Regions from separate parts of the Homo sapiens genome. Here region 1 is linked to region 2. The links are chromatin loops, found by intact Hi-C in ENCODE. Cell type or tissue: PC-9. All regions are shown on one strand. Links, peaks and the distances in the headings refer to the core of each region. The heading gives the core; the rest is flanking DNA.

Region 1 (5,370 bases), core at 283-5,282, 93 kb after region 2:
AGGACTGAGTCTAACTCAGACTCTGCTGTGGAATTGGCAGCGTAAGCCTACTTGTGTGATAATGATGAAACCAAGTGTTAATGTCACTGTTACCTTTTTTTCATATTTCTGATCTTTTTATGTGTATCAGGTGGCAAAACATCCAAAGAAAGGGTCCCAAGTGGTACATCGTCATAGCTGGAAACAGTCAGAGCCACCAGCCAATGATCTTTTCAATGCTGCGAAAGCTGCCAAAAGTGACATGCAGGTAAAGCAGTGTCTTACCTCTGTTGATACCATCTCACTTTTTGTAAGGTGGTAAGGACAAGTGTCTACAAACTTGATTTGATGTGAACATTTTAGTGAGTGTAACATATCAAGAAAGATAAGATTATGGGGTGAATCCTTGGAGTGATAGAAGGGTAACCTTGAATAAGAGAGCATGTTCTTTTTTTTTTTTTTTTGAGACAGAGTCTCTTTCTGTTGCCCAGGCTGGAGTGCAGTGGCACAGTCTCAGCTCACTGCAGCCTCTGCCTCCTGGGTTCAAGCGATTCTTATGCCTCAGCCTCCCAAGTAGCTGGGCTTACAGGCATGTGCCACCATGCCTAGCTAATTTCTGTATTTTTAGTAGAGATGGGGTTTCGCCATGTCGGCCAGGCTGGTCTCCAACTCCTGACCTCAGGTGATCCGCCTGCCTCGGCCTCCCAAAGTGCTGGGATTACAGGTGTGAGCCACCGCACCCGGCTTCGAGAGAGCGTTTCTTTTCTTAAAGCGTGTTCTTTTCTTAAAGGTATCACAGGAGTGATTATGCCTTTGTTGATTGATGGAGCAGATGGGGAGAGGCATTGCATGACATGGGAAGGAAGCTTAGATGTGGGTGGCACCTTGTTCACCCATGTTATTTTTTAGCTCCATCTTGACAATTATACTTAATTATTTTTCCCTCTCTCTGTTTCTTTTTTTATAATTTTATTGAAGTTCTAATATCTGAAAGTGTACAAAGCGTATATGTAGTTTAAAAAATAAAAATGAGATATCACCCAGATCTCTAGCCCCAGCTCAAGAAATGAAACATTAATAGTGCTGTAGAGATCCTTTGTGTACCTTCTTTCTACCCTACCTCACAGTCCCCTTATTACCCATAGGTAAACACTAGGGTGAATTTTGTGTTAATCTTTGTCATTTCATTATAGTGTTACCACTATGAATGTGTTCTTTAATTATGTAAATGAATCCATTATTCAGGCTTCTGTGATTTAATTATTTCAGTTAACATTGTTTGAGATTTATCCACATTAATGTGTAATTTTATAGTTTCTGGGAAAATATTTAAAATTTTCAAACATACAGAATTTTGCTAGTTATATTTTCGTTATTTGATTTCTAACTTTATTGTGTTGTAGTCAGGGAATGTGGTGTTTGAAATTTATGTAGGGGCTGGGCGCAGTGGCTCACAGCTGTGATCCCAGCACTTGGGGAGGCTGAGGCAGGCAGATCACTTGAGGCCAGGAGTTCGAGACCAGCCTGGCCAACATGGCGAAACCCCATCTCTACTAAAAATACAAAAATTAGCTGCATGTGGTGGCATTTGTCTGTAATCCCAGCCACTTGGGAGGCTGAGGCATGAGAATTGCTTGAACCCAGGAGGTGGAGGTTGCAGTGAGCTGAGATTGTGCCATGGCACTCCAGCCTGGGTAACAGAGTGATACTCTGTCTCAAAAAAAAAAAAAAAAAAAGACATTTATGGAGACTTAGCCTTATGGCCTAGTATTGAGTTGGTACATTCGTTTTATCTTTTCTGTTTCTTTTTCCCCCTTTGCTTACTTTCCTCTGGATTTCTTATCTTCTACAAGGACCTGAGCACATTTTAATTCCAGTTGTCTTTTCCACCTTACATGCAGTTGTACAGTGTGTTAGTTTTTTATTTGAAACGGAGTCTTGCTCTGTCACCAGGCTGGAGTGCAGTGACGCGATCTTGGCTCACTGCACCTCCGCCTCCCGGGTTCAGGCGATTCTCCTGCCTCAGCCTGCCAAGTAGCTGGGACTACAGGCACCCGCCACCATGCTTGGCTAATTTTTGGCCACCATGCCCAGCCTGAATGAACTTTCAAAATTGGTTTTTAAAAGAGGTATGGAGGCCGGGTGCAGTGGCTCACACCTGTAACTCCAGCACTTTGGGAGGCCAAGACGGGCAGATCACTTGAGGTCAGGAGTTCGAGACCAGCCTGGCCAACATGGCGAAACCCCATCTCTACTAAAAATACGAAAAGGTAGCTGGGCGTGGTGGTGCACCTGTGTATTCCTTTCATCTTTCTCATTATAGGATTTCTGACAGGACTCTGGGCCCCTCCCCAGCTCCACTCCCTACCTCAAGAATGTGACCATTTGGAAAAGGCAAAGAGAAAAGGAGCAAAATGAAGCATTCCCCCAGGCTTCAGCCCTGGGCTCTGAGGGGAAAGAGTGGGGCATTGTTTTTCTAACCTAACCTTTCCCTCTGGTGATGTTGGGGTAGAGAAGCCGAGAGACCCTGTCCTCCCTAATGCACTGTGGCCCAGTCCCCTTGCCTTTTTCCTGTTCTGTTTGGAGTGGAGAAGGGCAGCACCTCTGTGTTTAATGGAAGTAGCCCATAGTCTCCTGGATTTTTGGAACATCTTTTTCAGCCTATTTTGTGTCCTAATGATTCACTCAATAAACATGTTTGAATCCACACGTTCCCAAGGTGTGGCTTGAGATCGTTAAACTGATGGAGGTCAGGTTCTTGGTCCGCCTTGTCCCATGGCCCAGTGTATAGGTGTCCCCACACCCCGCAGGTGCTTTGTCTACAGGCTCTCCAGGAAGTATTGCTTAGTAACTGAGAGGCGGGGTGAGGCAGTAGAGATGGGGAGAGTTTGACTGCCTGTGAGTAGTTTATCTAGTGGCCTCAGCCTCTGCAGTAGTAAAAGTTGTGCTGACAGGTGGCAGAGTGGAGCAGGACCTTGTGAAACTACCTGTCTCACCCACGTGAGCCAGGCCAGACCCTGTGTCCTGGCAGCCTTCATCCATGGGTTCTTTCCAAAGGAAATTTTATCCTCTCATCCGAAAGATACCTGTCATAATTTGGAATTTGATCAAATCACAGTATCTGAGAGTTAAAAGGAAACTAAGGAGTTACTCTAAATGTCCAACCCTAAAATCCAAGTGACAATGTCACCTTCACTCTTGCCTTCTCCAGCTAGTTCTTCACCAAATTCTGTCAAGACTTGGTGAAGAAAATTCTCTGGCCTATGTCCTCCACACATTGTCACCATCGTCTCTCACCTAGACTGCCACAGTGCAGCCTCAGGGCCAGCCTCTTGAAACTCAGACAGACTTGTTTGCTCTTGTTTTGCCTTGTGGAGCAGCACAGCACCTCTCTTCTCTCTTGTCCCTCTGACAAGCAGTATTTGAAGACAGATGTTGTCATTTTGTACTTTCACTGTTTTCTTTTGTGGTTTAAGGAATGCTTCAGCCTTTCTCTTTAGATATAATTTCTAGTTCTTCCCATCATGGGCACCTGCTTTAGTGACAGGTTCTCACTGTGGTCTCCTAGGCCAGACACAGCCATCCAGCTAGTGATCTGTGCAGAAGGAGCCGTGACTTCCTGCGATCAGGTCACTCAGCCAAGACCGCCTCGCCCCTTCCATTCTCCCTCCCCTCCCCCACCTGCCCCTCCCAGATGAAAGCTAGAAGAAATTGAGTTGTGAGTCTCCTTTTGGAAAGGTAGCCCTGGGGGAGTCCGAGCTGGGGTGTGGGGGAAGGCTAACTCATTCGGCGATCTTTAGCCTGTATTCAGGTAGAATAGTTCTGGGGAAAGGAGCCTGTTTTGTGGGATGAGGGAACAGAGTGGGAGAACTGAGGAGAAGATGCGGAGGTCTTTAAGAATCCAGGAGGGGAACGATTCCTGAGTTATTTAAATACCAACCAAGCTAAGGGTGCTTCACAAGAGGATAAGAGCAGCTTGGGGGCTTTGCATCAATATGGACACCTGTGTACAGCCAGGCAGCCCAGTGCACTGGGTTGAGTCACAGCCTTAGAATCTGGGAGCTTGACACCATGCTCTCTAAAGCCTTTGACACTGTTTATTGAGAGGCTGGGTCTAGGTTGTCTCCTCTTGAATATGGGCTTCGTGATGCTTGACTAATAGAAGATGGTGGAAATGATGCCATGCTAGTTAGTGGGCCCAGATTTTAAGGAAACTGGCAGTTTCCGTTTCCTGTCTCTTCCTGTACCTGGGTTCACACTGGGAACCCGGTCACCATTCTGTGAGCAAGGCCAGCAGTCAAAGGAAAAGGCCGTGTGTAGGTGTTCTTGCCAGCAGTCCTCACCGAGGTCCCAGCCAACATCCATGTTGGCTGCCAGACTCAGTCAAGACGGGAGTCAGATGATTCCAACCTCCCCTGTTTTTCAGTTTTCCCAGCTGAGGTCCAGACATCAGGGAGCAGAGACAGCCCATCTTTTCTGTGCACTTTGCAAATTCCTGACTGTGGAGTCCATGAGCATAATAAGATGGTGGTTGACAGCACTCAGTCTGGAGGGGTTTGTTACGTAGCCAAAGCAACTGGAACTGGGCCTTAGAGTCATAAGACTCCCAATGTTAGGACATTTATATCAAGGTTTTTTTAAAAATTGTAAGTTATATAAACATATACTAATTCTTCTATATTATACACATTAAAAATGTAACACATGAGTTGAAATAAGTGTTTTAAAATATTTCATTGGTTAGCACTGCAAAATACCTTTTTGCTCTTTTTTTTTTTTTTTTTTTTTTTTTTTTTTGAGACGGAGTCTCGGTCTGTCACCCAGGCTGGAATTGCAGTGGCACGATCTCAGCTCACTGCAAGCTCCACCTCCTGGGTTCACGCCATTCTCCTGCCTTAGCCTCCCGAGTAGCTGGGACTACGGGCGCCCGCCACCATGCCCAGCTACCTTTTGTATTTTTAGTAGAGACGAGGTTTCACTGTGTTAGTCAGGATGGTCTCGATTTCCTGACCTCATGATCCGCCCGCCTCGGCCTCCCAAAGTGCTGAGATTATAGGCGTGAGCCACCGCGCCCGGCCACCCTTTACTTTCAAAAAAGGGTTTAGTGAGAACAAAGTGAGAAACATTTTTTTAAATCATGGTTCAACATTTTCTGAAGTTCAGTTGAAAGTTCAGTTTAGTGCTGGGTGCGGTGGCTCAGGCCTGTAATCCCAGCACTTTGGGAGGCCAGGGTGGGCAGATCAGGAGGTCAAGAGATTGAGACCATCCTGGCCAACATGGTGAAACCCTGTCTCTACTAAAAATACAACAAAATTGGTGGCATGCGCCTGTAGTCCCAGCTACTCAGGAGGCTCAGACAGGAGAATCGCTTGAACCCGGGAGACGGAGGTT
Region 2 (5,370 bases), core at 179-5,178:
TCTACCCCTTGCTGGGTCAGCTTAACCTTCCCTCCCCCAGACCTCTTCCACCCCTGCCCCTCTGCCTTGCTCAGCACCCCAACACACACCCCAGATTTCCTAAGACACAGACCAACTGGGAAGGGCACCCTCTCAGAAAGTCTCTGATCATTCGCCCATCTTTTTTTTTTTTTTGAGATAAAGTCTTGCTCTGTTGCCCAGGCTGGAGTGCAGTGATGCAGTCATAGCTCACTGCAGCAGCCTCAGACTCCTGGGCTCAAGTGATCCTCCCAACTCAGCCTCCCAAGTTGCTGCAACTACAGGTACACACCACCATGCCTGGCTAATTTTTTTTTTTTTTTGAGACGCAGTCTTGCTCTGTTGCCCAGGCTGGAGCGCAGTGGCATGATCTCGGCTCACTGCAAGCTCTGCCTCCCAGGTTCACGCCATTCTCCTGCCTCAGCCTCCCAAGTAGCTGTGACTACAGGTGCCTGCCACCATGCCTGGCTAATTTTTTTGTATTTTTAGTAGAGACAGGGTTTCACCGTGTTAGCCAGGATGGTCTCAATCTCCTGACCTCATGATCCGCCCGCCTCGGTCTCCCAAAGTGCTGGGATTACAAGCGTGAGCCACCGTGCCCGGCCTTTTTTTTTTTTCATTTTTTTGTAAAGACAGGGTCTCACTATATTGCTCAAACTGGTCTCGAACTCCTGGCCTCGAGTGATCCTCCCGCCTCAGCCTCCCAAAGTGCTGGGGTTACATGTGAGCCACTGTGTCAGCCACTGTGTCTGGCCTGTCCACCCATCTGATCCCTTCTCTCTGGCCTCAGGAAAACAGCACTCTGGCAAACTCCTTCCTCCTTTCATGACTCTCCCAAGCACCTCCCTGAGCTGTCGGTTTCATACTTGGCTTCTTAGTCTTAGCAATAAATAGGATCAAGTTTCTTCTGTCCTAAAAAAAAAGTCTTCCTTCATCCCCATCTCCTCCTGAGGCCACCTCCTTACCCCGACCACCTGCCATTGGGCCACGTCCTCAAGCCCTCCAGGGCATCCCGCTCCGTTCATCAGTGACCTCCCTGAGCCCAGCCCGATGACGTCTTCCCTTGTGCCTCCCTGCCCATGACCTGTTGCCTGGACCCACATGGCTGGCCAAGGCCTCCCTGGAATCTGCAATCTCCCGCACGGTCTCCTCTGACGTCTTGGACACTGACAGTCCTCTGCTTCCTGTGGTGGCTGCTCTTCTCCTCCCCAGCGTAGGCAGCTCTCAAGGGGTCGTCTCTCATCTCCTATTACACCCTCTCCCCAGATGCTCACTCCTGGGCTTCCAACCACCATGGTCCAGGCTCTCCCTGCAGACTTGCACTTCTCTCCCTGCACCCTGGCTTCAACCACCTTGGTTGATTCTTTTTTTTTTTTTTCTTGGAGACGGAGTCTTGCTTTGTTGCCTAGGCTGGAGTGCAGTGACGCAATCTCGGCTCACCGCAACCTCTGCCTACCGGGTTCAAGCAATTCTCCTGCCTCCGCCTCCCAAGTAGCTGGGATTACAGGCGCCTGCCACCATGCCCAGCTAATTTTTGTATTTTTTAGTAGAGATGGGGTTTCACTATGTTAACCAGGCTGGTCTCGAACTCCTGATCTCAAGTGATCCAACCGCCTCAGCCCCCCAAAATGCTGGGATTACAGGCATGAACCACCACACCCGGGCGGTTGATTCATTTGTCCCATCAACTCTCTGACATAGCTGTTGCTGCCCATTTGACAGATGAGGCAACTGAGGCTTAGAGAGGCTGAGCCACCACCTTACAGATGACCCAGGTCGCAGCTGGTCCCCTCACGCTGCCAGAGTTGTTGACATGTGCCCTCAGCCTGGTGGGGTGAAAGAGAATTGCACACCAGCCACTGACTCTCAAAATCCATTGTTCCCCCCACCACCCAACCCCGGCCTTGGCCTGGAGCCAAGCACCAGGGCAGAGCTGAGGCCCAGGGTGGTCCCCGATCTGGGCCGAGAAGCTGAGTAGCTGAGTCATCTCTGAGAAGAACACTCCCATCTTCAATTGCTGCTGCTGCCTGTTGTGGATGGCCCGGCTGACACAGGTAACTTGATCTGTTTACTCTGGGATTCCTAAGCCCGCAGAGTCAGGCCCTCACACGGGGCCTCTCCCTGGGCATCCTGGGCGAGGAGCCCTGGCCCAGCCAGAGCCCTGTTCCAGCAACAGACCTGAAACCCCAAGGCAGAGGGGGAAGGAGGGTGCAGCAGGGGAGAGACACTTCCAGGTAAACTTGCCTGGCAAAACCTTTTCTGAGATGTCTGATTTATGAACCAGCTAAAGTAGCAGAGAAAAGAGAATTACAAGTGTTTTTTTTTTTTTTAAATCTGTGGCACAGTTTACCACCAGTTCACCAGCAAATAAGAAAGGGGGGTGCCAGGCATGGTGGCTCACACCTGCAATCCCAGCACTTTGGGAGGCAGAGGCGGGTGGATCACTTGAGACCAGGAGTTCGAGACCAGCCTGGGCAACATGGTGAAACCCTGTCTCTACTAAAAATACCAAAATTAGCTGGGCGTGGTGGCAGGTGCCTGTAATCTCAGCTACTCCGGAGACTGAAGCAGGAGAATCGCTTGACCCCAGGAGGCAGAGGTTGCAGTGAGCTGAGATCATGCCACTGCACTCCAGCCTGGGTGACACAGCGAGACTCTGTCTTAAAAAAAAATCTTTTCGTGTAGAGACAGGGTCTAACTATGTTGCTGAGGCTGGTCTTGAATTCCTGGCCTCAAGCCATCCTCCCACCTTTGCCTCCCGAAGGGTTAGGATTACAGGATTGAGCCACCATACAGGGACCTATAGTCCCTTGATTAGCATCTTAAGGGGAAAGAATTTTAGCATGGAATAGATCATCTTTAAACAAAAACCCAGGATCAGAGAAGGGACGGGATCTGCCAGAGGTCACACCTTGCACGAGCCAGGACCAGAACTGGGAAGACCTTTCACCTCCAGCAGTGACCCATCCCCCTGACCCCCACCCAGACTCTTCCTGGTGTCCACCTGCTGTGTGCCACTCGATTCACCAAGCCCTCTTTGACTGACCCCTTGGGGACCTCAAATCCAGCCTTTTTCATCCCTGCTGTCATCTCACAAGCCTCTTCCTGGGTCTCCTGAGACCCTGTCCATCCACGCTGTACAGTACAGGCAAAGGCACTTCTCAAAGCACAAATGTGATGACCTCGCTCCTTGGGTCAAGCACCTCCCGTGGCTCCCACTGTCTCCATGATAACACCAAGGGCCCCAGGATGGCTTCCAGCTCCGTGACTTGGGCTGTTTCTGTCCAGCCCCCATGGGGCCACTGCTGGGCGCCTCCTCGTTCGTTAGTGTGCCGTATCCTCCCCCGGGACCCTCATTCCACTCCCCAGCCTTCAGGTCTCAGGGTGGACACCTTCACGAACCATGCTCCACTACGTCCCCTCCTCAACACTACCCACACCTCCCCTCCAACCGTCAGTGCCTACTTAGGGAGGTGTCTGGCCATTAGATCACTGCTGAAGTTTACCAACTCCACCCTGGCCTGGGCTGCTGAGTGGGCAGAGACCAAGGAGGCTTTGTCACTGCTACCCCAGCTCCCAGTTCTGGGCGAGGCTTGTAGTATTTGCTGATTGACTCTGCACCTGTCTTGGGTGCCAGAGGCCGCTCCTGGCCTGGGGTGGGGTGGGTGGGGGCACTGGGAGCTGGACAGGAGGGTTGTGCACCAGGCAGACAGAGCATCCCCTGCTCACTATGGAACCTTGGCCCACTCCTTGTCCTGGCTTCAGTTTCTCCAGCTGTACAGTGAGATGACTGGCGTGGGCAATCCCTGCAGTCCCTCCAGGGGTCACGGTCCCATGCTTCCCTCATATCCAATTATGGAGAATGTGATAAAGGCCACTGTGTCTCCCACCACCAGGCAGGCAGGGCATCTTCATGGGCTGAGGACCTACAGATGCTCACACCTTCCAGCTCACCCAACTATAGTGTGGCTGGTGGTTAGGTGCATGGGGATTTTCTTTTCCTTTTTTTTTTTTTTTCCCAGACAGGTTCGTGCTCTGTCACCCAGGCTGGAATGCAACGGCACCAATCACAGTTCACTGCAGCCTCTAACTCCTGGGCTTACGTGATCCTCCTGCCCGAGTAGCTGGGACTATAGGTGCGTGACACCACACTCAACTAATTTCTTATTTTATTATTTATTTCTGAGACTGGGTCTCACTCTGTCACCCAGGCTGGAGTACGGTGGCACGATCTCAGCTCCCCACAACCTCTGCCTCCCGCATTCAAGTGATTCTCCTGCCTCAGCCTCCCGAGTAGCTGGGATTACAAGCACTCACCACCATGCCTGGCTAATTTTTGTACTTTTAGTAGAGACGGGATTTCACCACGTTGGCCAGGCTGGTCTCAAACTCCTGACCTCAAGCAATCCACCCGCCTTGGCCTCCCAAAGTGCTAGGATTATGGGTGTGAGCCACCGCACCCAGCCTAATTTTTTATTTTTTGTAGAGACAGGGTCTCACTATGTTGCACAAGCTGGTCTTGAACTCCTGGCTCAAGAGATCTTCCTGCCTCGGACTTCCAAATTGCTGGGATTGCAGGTATAAGCCACTGCACCTAGTCAAAACATGTTTATTTATTTATTTATTTATTTAATTTTTTTTAAGATGGAGTCTCGCTCTGTCGCCCAGGCTGGAGTGCAGTGGCGCCATCTTGGCTCACTGCAAGCTCCACCTCCCGGGTTCACTCCATTCTCCTGCCTCAGCCTCCCGAGTAGCTGGGACTACAGGCGCCCGCCACCATAGAGAAGGGGTTTCACTGTGTTAGCCAGGATGGTCTCCATCTCCTGACCTTGTGATCTGCCCGCCTCGGCCTCCCAAAATGCTGGGATTACAGGCGTGAGCCACCGCGCCTGGCACCAAAACATGTTTTTAATAAGATAAAATCTGAGCTCGGGTCATGGTTTCTTATAGATATGTATTTTTTTTTAACCCCAAACTCGGTTTTTACAATTGCGGCATAACTTACTATAACAAAATGTACAGATTTTCAGGTGGGCAATTAGATGACTTTTGGCAAGTGTATATCCCCCATTTAACCAGCACCCCGATAAGTATATTGGACATTCCCATCATTGCAGAAAGTGTTCCGTGCTCCTTTCCCAACAACTGGAGGCAGCCACTGCTCTAGTCTCTAGTGCCGTGGATTCACTGTGTCTGTTTTGCGCTTCAAATCCATGGAAACACACACATTGTGTCCTATTTTCTGCCTGGTTTATTTTGCTCAATATATTATTTTTGAGATTAATCCAGGCTGGGTGCAGTGGTTCATGCCCATACCCAACATTTTGGGAGGCTGGGGCGGGAGGATTGCTT

Evidence for each region. Hi-C counts contacts between places; a loop is a spot of excess contacts. Peaks named below come from ENCODE experiments on the same cell type or tissue, not always from the same donor. Only the 100,000 strongest peaks of a DNase experiment are listed, where the experiment ranks them.
Region 1: a loop joins it to region 2, with 8 times the contacts of the local background. A loop is called at or near these places in 5 of 110 quality-filtered maps.

Annotation. Positions count from the first base shown.
Region 1 is chr7:100,338,643-100,344,012 of GRCh38, forward strand. It overlaps STAG3L5P-PVRIG2P-PILRB (STAG3L5P-PVRIG2P-PILRB readthrough), which reads left to right. Exons shown (of 17, transcript NR_036570.1): 3 at 131-247. It also overlaps the pseudogene STAG3L5P. Among named protein-coding and RNA genes, the nearest start is that of STAG3L5P-PVRIG2P-PILRB, 5.3 kb to the left of the region's middle. In PC-9, for the core only: a CTCF peak has its summit at 3,040; a DNase peak (open chromatin) is centred at 2,779; H3K4me3 peaks cover 28 bases; H3K27ac peaks cover 3,321 bases.
Region 2 is chr7:100,245,479-100,250,848 of GRCh38, forward strand. It overlaps the pseudogene CASTOR3P. Among named protein-coding and RNA genes, the nearest start is that of PVRIG, 28 kb to the left of the region's middle. RefSeq lists enhancers at 1,288-2,085, 2,884-3,680. In PC-9, for the core only: no CTCF peak of the experiment used is centred there; DNase peaks (open chromatin) are centred at 983 and 2,093; H3K27ac peaks cover 2,750 bases.